3 separate regions of the Homo sapiens genome follow, and all the other regions are linked to region 1. The links are chromatin loops, found by intact Hi-C in ENCODE. Cell type or tissue: mammary epithelial cell. All regions are shown on one strand. Region 1 overlaps PTPRO (protein tyrosine phosphatase receptor type O). Region 2 overlaps EPS8 (EGFR pathway substrate 8, signaling adaptor). Region 3 overlaps PTPRO (protein tyrosine phosphatase receptor type O).

The links. Hi-C counts contacts between places; a loop is a spot of excess contacts. Peaks named below come from ENCODE experiments on the same cell type or tissue, not always from the same donor. Only the 100,000 strongest peaks of a DNase experiment are listed, where the experiment ranks them.
Region 2: it touches region 1 in a loop (10-fold over the local background); 51 of 110 quality-filtered maps call a loop at or near these places.
Region 3: a loop joins it to region 1, with 7 times the contacts of the local background. A loop is called at or near these places in 66 of 110 quality-filtered maps.

What each region holds. Positions count from the first base shown.
Region 1 is chr12:15,589,293-15,591,792 of GRCh38, reverse strand. It overlaps PTPRO (protein tyrosine phosphatase receptor type O), which reads right to left. Exons shown (of 27, transcript NM_030667.3): 25 at 2,203-2,338. Among named protein-coding and RNA genes, the nearest start is that of EPS8, 200 kb to the left of the region's middle. RefSeq lists enhancers at 1,184-1,243, 1,524-1,573. In mammary epithelial cell, a CTCF peak has its summit at 1,263 (motif pointing left); a DNase peak (open chromatin) is centred at 1,302; H3K4me3 peaks cover 308 bases; H3K27ac peaks cover 227 bases.
Region 2 is chr12:15,771,303-15,773,802 of GRCh38, reverse strand. All of the region lies in intron 1 of EPS8 (EGFR pathway substrate 8, signaling adaptor), which reads left to right. Among named protein-coding and RNA genes, the nearest start is that of EPS8, 17 kb to the left of the region's middle. In mammary epithelial cell, a CTCF peak has its summit at 1,209 (motif pointing left); no DNase peak of the experiment used is centred here.
Region 3 is chr12:15,531,460-15,533,959 of GRCh38, reverse strand. The region is part of intron 12 of PTPRO (protein tyrosine phosphatase receptor type O); the gene reads right to left. Among named protein-coding and RNA genes, the nearest start is that of PTPRO, 210 kb to the right of the region's middle. In mammary epithelial cell, a CTCF peak has its summit at 1,383 (motif pointing left); a DNase peak (open chromatin) is centred at 1,379.

The DNA.
Region 1 (2,500 bases):
CTCCCAGGTTCCAGCGATTCTCCTGCCTCAGCCTCCCGAGTAGCTGGGACTACAGGCGTGTGCCACCACGCCCAGCTAATTTTTGTATTTTTAGTAGAGAAGGGGTTTCACTATGTTGGCCAGGATGGGGATACTGTACTTTAAAAAGGCTGTGTCCGCGGAGATATCAACATAAAATGCTGGCATAAACAAATAAAACAACCAAAATTTAGGGTAAAACATTTAGGGAGAAAACAAAACGTTTTCTTGGCTTTGCAGAAAGCGACATGGTGGCTGCTTGATAACCACCCAAAGAAAGATAATGACCCTAAAAATGGGATGGAGGATGTGTCATGTGAAAGAGATTAAGAATCTGTAGTTGGAGAAAAGTCAAAAGCAAACAGGCCATAATTAAAATCTACTAAGTTTTTTTTGTTTTTTTTGAGATGGAGTCTCACTCTGTCGCCCAGGCTGGAGTGCAGTGGCACCATGTCAGCTCATTGCAACCTCCGTCTCCTGGGTTCAAGCAACTCTCTTGCCTCAGCCTCCCGAGTAGCTGGGATTACAGGTGCCCATCACCAGGCCAGGCTAATTTTTTAATATTTTTAGTAGAAACGGGGTTTCACCATGTTGGCCAGGCTGGTCTCCAACTTCTGACCTCAGGTGATCCGCACGCCTCAGCCTCCTAAAGTGCTGGGATTACAGCTGTGAGCCACTACGCCAGGCCCCAAAATCTATGAAGTTGTAAAAGGTATGAATTAAGTAAATTGAGGAGACAATTCATTAAATGCAAAATACTTAAAATAAGGTGTGGCTCTTTGAAGCTTGGTGATTCATATACATAACGTGGATTTTTAATCACATATCAAGGTGCAAATTTATGGAAGTAAAAGCCAAAAATATGGACCGATTAATAAAGCACTGTTTACTCACCAGACAGTGGACTCCTCTGGGAAACCAGACATTTTAAACTTATGATTAAAAAGTGATACTGATGTCCCCACCACACTAAATTACTAGGCAGCATGATTGAAACCAAGTGAGGAAACCAATTGGACTTGCTTCCTAATTATCAATGAGAGGTCTGAATATTAACGAGGATAACTCTTTCCCAAGTGGTATGATCCTGCTGTAGTTCAGAAATGAATGTATTGAAACAGCCTTGCCAAAAATTGGTCAGACAAGAATGGGGAGGTAGGAGGAAAGAAAAGTAAAAGGAGTGGGAAAGCAGAAACAGCTGAGACGGCCGCCATTACTCTAGGCTTTTGAAGTGATACTGACATCTAGTGGTGCTGGGTAGGAAAAGCATGAGGAAGACCAAAGCATTTTAAAAATACCCTGATTACAGGTCGGGCCAGGTTGTGTTCTACCCAAGCGCTCCACCCACACATACTCTTTGAGAAAAAGGATTATTGTAAGACCGAAGCTAAGAAGTCGCGAGTATGGCTGGGTGATGAGGCTTATGAACAAGCTGTTGTACTTGGGTTTTTGCGCCCACAAGGGTACACACCCACGGCTGCTCTGAGGCAGGCGGTGCTGTCTGCCGGCGTTGCCTTGGGTTGTCGCTCCAGACTAAGTGCATCCTCAGGCTTTCAGGGAGGGAGGACTCGGGAGAAGAGGAGGAAGACGGAGCACGTAACACTGTTGGATATTTCAGGGGATGCTTCCATGTTGTTAAAATAATAAATCTTCATCATTGAGATGAAGGGAACTGGCAATGCTGGTAGGTTGGGGACTGGGAATCTTTAAAATCATAAAAGGGACAGAAAGCTCAAATCCAACTTCTAATCATCATCAAAAGTGAATTGGGATAGAGTCACACGGAGGATAAACTAATGACAAATGTATTGAATCAAATCCAACATTTCAAATATAAATCAAATTTCACCAGTTCAACAGTCTCTATTTGGTGGCATTTACCCAGGATGGCTGTTATCTGCAATTGACTCTGAGTCTGTTCAAAGAGGTTTTACTCTTACGAATCTACCCATGCACTCTGAATTATGATGCCAATAAAAGTATAATCACTATATGTCGAATGGATTTCTGGAGGCTAGTGTCTATTTCTTTTATGCCTCAAAGCAGTTTGAACATATACAATAAGAAAATGGGAAAGAAAGATACAAAGAAGTTTGAGAGAATTGTTTTGAAGCATATCATTGAATAATGGTAAGTTTTTCAGTCCAGGGAAAATTTAAAAATACATATAGATTATGTTCCTACCTCTGTCTGTACCATAGACATCCGGTATGACCTCATTTCTGACACCAGCCCTAAGATGTCAACAAACTCATGATCCCGAATGTGCTGCAAGAGCCTGTCCAGGGCAATGAATGTTCCTGTCCGTCCCACGCCAGCACTGCAAAAGAATGTTCCGATGGCATATTATTCAGATGGTGCTTCTTTTTTTTCTCCCCCCTCTTTTTTTTTTTTTCTTTGAGATGGAGTCTTGCTCTGTTGCCCAGGCTGGAGTGCAATGGCATGATCTCGGCTCACTGCAACCTCTGCCTCTCGGCTTCAA
Region 2 (2,500 bases), 180 kb before region 1:
CTTGTCACTCTGTTTACTAGACACAGATAGGAACTTCTTTCTTCTTCCTATGATATGCATTTGATTCATGTCATATGCTGTCAAAATAATGTTGTCCTGAGATTATTTGCTGGAATGATAAAACTGATGCAGACTATGTCAGCTAGACTTGTTAATATCACATTATTCTTTCTAATAAGTACTTGTACTTAGAATACTTACTTGCTTCTGCTGCATCATGTCTCTCTTCTTATCCCCAATGCTTTTTTTTTTTCTTAAATCTCTCTCCATAGTCTCTTGAAGGGGCTGATAAACACAGTTCTAAAATATTTCATGTATCTATCTCCCTTTAACACATAATTTGGTCCTGTGCATATGTTTAATACCAGGGTATCCCCATTCATTTCCTCCTTCTTCTGAGGATGATTGAAATTTTGTGGCTTCATGATTGCCTTCTAATTTTCAACTTGACTTAAACCAGAGCATAGTAAAAGAACCATTAATAATCACAATTAATAACATTAGAATGTAATTTTAATAATTCAGGCCTCTATTGCAAAATGTATTATGGAGTCAGTTTAAAATGTGATTCTTCTCTCTCTTATATGTACCTATGTCCAAGTGTGTATATAGTAAGCTCTTGGAGTTCAGGTGTGTCTTGGTGAGGTATTCTGCATATATGGAACATAGTCTCTTAACATCCTTTTGCTGCTGCCTTATTTCTGTCTTGTTTCCACCTAAGATTCTTGAAGAGAAGCTTAATGTCTATGGTTTCCTCTTCACTTCTCCTACATCAGCGAGCCCACTGTGGTCTGATGCTGAGCTTATGTCTGTAGGTCATCTGCCATCTTCTAAAAGCTAAACCAAAAGGAAAATGTTTAGTTTTTACTTGATTTTGCTGTAGCATTTACCTGTAAACTCTTTGAGGACATAAACTGTGTCTCGTTCACTATGAATTTTTACCATTTAGGGTTTCTGGTACTTTGTAGACCCGTCTATTTGCTGAATGAATGTATGTTTGTAATGATTTTTGCCTTCTTTTAAATAAAAAGAATATTCTCTTCCTTTGGCTCCTGTGGTGGTGCTGTTCTTTCCTGGTTAACATCTACCTCTGCTTTGTTACCCATCTACACTTAGATGTTGATTCAGAAGCTCTGCTACTTGGGATGGAATAGGTATCCAAAATTCTTCCTAAGTGAAACTCTCAAGTAAGTTCTAGCACCATCTGTTGGCAGCAGTGAGAGCCAATGCTTTATTTATTTATTTATTTATTTTGTGCCTCAGTTCATGGTTTTGTGTATTCTCAGAACACTCACAAGTTGAAAAGTTTCTGGATTTTCTGGAATTATTTTCTTAGCCTTCATCTCATTTCATGTTACAGCCTAAGTTTCATTCTCTTTCTAGGGAACCTCAGTGTTTCGTTTAGAACAGTTACTCTCAGTTCTTCAGGTGATGCCTTTCTTGGGAACTCTAACTCTATTTATGACTGAAGCTGAATATCACACAGGCCCCTCAGACTTCACATTTCCCAAAATTAATTTCTTGCTTTTACTCTGGCCCCCTCATCTCTTTCTGTCTCTCTACTTGGAGTGACTTTTATCCAAATGACAACCTTAGAAATCTGAATTTTTCCTGGACTCTTTTTCTTACCCACCTTTCTGCCCCACCTATATGTCAACAGTCATTAAATCTTTTTGAGTCAGCAAATGGCTGATAGAGCACTCTCCTCTTCCGTCTCTCACTGCTAATCATGTTAACTACCTTGCTTAAAACTCTTCAGTGGTTCCCCATATGCTCATTAGGGTGGTACAAATGAAGACTACGGGCGCCCGCCACTATGCCCTGCTAATTTTTTGTATTTTTAGTAGAGACGGGGTTTCACCGCATTAGCCAGGATGGTCTCGATCTCCTGACCTCGTGATCCACCCACCTCGGCCTCCCAAAGTGCTGTGATTACAGGCATGAGCCACCGCCCCCGGCCTTCCCCTTTCTTTTGTATTGAAATTAGCTCTCAATACTGCCACAAAGAATTCTTTGTAATGAGTTAGCCACAAAAATAGTTCAGTTCTAGGAAGAATTTCTTTTCTTTTTCTTTTCTTTTTTTTTTTAAGAGACAGTCTTGTTCTGTTACCCAGGCTGGAGTGCAGTGCAATCCTACGGAGAATTTCTAGCCCATTAGAAGAACACATCCATGACCCCCCTTCTCCTTTACCTGCCATATGCAACTGATTGCCAGATTTTGCTGCTTTCACATTAAAGTTAACCCTCGCCTTTGCCCCTTCTGTTCAGTTTTTCACTGTTTCAAGGCTATATGACCATTTTCTTAAGCTATTCCCTCCTGAATGTCTCTGTATCTGCCTCTGTCCTACTTCAATTCATGTTAATTACTACTTTCAGATCAGTCTTGCTAAAGCTGAGTTCAGATGATGTCAGTCCATTGCTTTAAAAACTGCTAACAAAGGTTTCCTTTTCAGGCTTTTCACAACCTGGTGACTTTCTTTAATTTTAGCCTCACTACCCG
Region 3 (2,500 bases), 58 kb after region 1:
CTGGACTCATTGGTAGTTTGGTTTCTTTCTATAGAGGTAGAACCTACCCTCCATGACACAGGAGTCATTCAGAGGCATTCTAAAGAGGCCTCTATTATAGATAAATTGAACTGCAGGTTAGCCCAACCAGTTACGGCCCCAGCTTTAACAATGGCATTCTGATTCAAACATGCTCTGAAAAATCTGTGCCAAAGTTGTATTTTTCTTTAAAGGAGAATGACTATGACTTCTATATATATCAAAATGAATGCTGGGAAGAAACATAAAACAACTAGAATGAAAGTTCTGTAAAAAACACACACAAACACACACAAAACCTGCAATTCAGGTACTACTAAAGCAAGATATTATTTCACTTCTCTGAAAGGTTAAACTTGTTCCGATTAAATATTAACTGCAATACTATGTTCAACTTTGAGGTCCGCAATTTCAATTCATTCAACAGTATCTGTTAAGCAGTTATAGGTGTTCAGGCATTGTGTTATATAAAATGGAAAGGGCTTATATACACAATAACATGATTAGTAGAACAGATCTTTTGACTAAAGGATAAAAACCAACATTATATGTTTTCAAGAAAATAAGAAAGGCACATCATAAAAAGATTGTCTTGTCTACAGAGAGGAATAAGATAGAAACAATATTCCATTTGATATTTAAGATACCAATAAGAAAAAGGTTATTGATCCTAAGGGTTACATTAACTAGAAATAATTTCCATGAAAACTCAACTTTCCTTCTTGTAAAGTTTAAATAAATTTTCCAAGCTGGTTTACATAGTCCATTCTATTATCAGGGAGACATGGAGACTCCAAACATTTTGATAAGTTTGGGAAACTATCATGGTTTTAACTCACAGTCCTATGTAGATACAGTTGTACTAGTTCATGACTTTGACTCATATTCCTGAGGCACCTTCGACCATGATGTCACATAGAAATTTCAGTGAAGTATCCAATAGGCCCACTAAATGCTACTTTGATAAGACCACCTCTGAACTTAAATTTTAAGGGAGACTGAAAAACCAAATGAGTTGGAGAAAGCTGCTAGGACCTGAGAAACACTTAATAGCTTCCTGTATTAGTAAAGCTTGGAAAAAGGAAGACATTGGGAATATGAGCTCAATCTTCAAGTAATTACAGTTACCTGGAAATGAGTTTTTGAACGGCCCTTTACACCCACAGAGGTCAGAGTCAGAGATAATGGCTGGAATTGGTAGACAGGCAACTTTTTTCTTAATAGAAAGATTATGCAAAGTTGGAAGTTGGTGCTCTCCACATTCGTAGAATTTAAGTATAGACCACAAGGGAGGAAGAGCAGATTGCCTTCAGTGCAGGAAAGGTAAGAGACAACCCTTGATCCTCAATTGGGGCACTAGTGCCCCCTTGAGGGTGTTTGAAAGTTTGGAGGAATGTTTTTATTAGTCACAGCAGAGGGAATTAGCTGTTCTTTTGTGGTCAGGACTTAGAAATGCTAGCCGTCCTGGAATTATTAAGAGGACACCAAAAGACAAATTGTCCCATGTCCCACATCCCACATGACTTTCAAATGTCATACCAGAGAAAATCCACCATAAGTGTAAATTGCAAGTACTTTGCTACATAATATTGAAAGTTTTTAAAAAGAAATTAAGTAAAATAATTTAGAAGAAAGTTGTCATGAAAAGGCATATTTAAATCCAATTAAGATAGTATTTAAAATTATAAATTATTCAATATTATAATTTTTACTTCCATAGTGTCTAATCAACACATCACATATTTCCAAATTACCTATACAATTTTAAAGTATTTCAGCACAAAAACTTAGCTTTTGTCTTGGCAAATAGGAGACAAAGAAATTTAAGACTCAGTGACCTATGCATTGAGTTCTGGAGAAATGCAATTACTGGGTAAATTGAGGAAAGATCGTATTTTTTGTTTTTTAGATTTTCTAAAATTTTTCTAAAAGTACATCACTGCCAACAATACTACCCATGGTATTTAAGCTACTAATAAAACAACCACGAATTAGTCTTTACTTACAGCTGCTAATATGAACACATGTAATAACAGAGATGGCTTGAGACTGTTATGAACAAATTCAGACACAAAAATTAGCAGACATCTTAAAAAATGATGTCACTAAATTGCATTAACTATGTGGAAAACACTTTTATTGCCATTAGATAAACTTAATTTTTGAAATATGAAAATTATAAAATCTCTGCTGTGAAAATTACATATTGAAATTATGCATTTAGTTTTGGGTTGCCACTCTTTCGGTCATACTGTCTCTAAAGGTCTATCACACAACTTTGTGTCAATCCATCCTCCATTGTCTGTGGCAGATTTTAGGATACTGTCTTCGAGTTTCCCTATAAGTATCAGAAACTAAATGTATACCGCAATAAATGGTCAATTTTTGAATGTAGAAGATGTGTTTTGTGTTACACAGTCACTTTCCAGTTGTATGCTACACAGTCACTTTCCAGCTGTATGTCATAATATAAAGAATTATT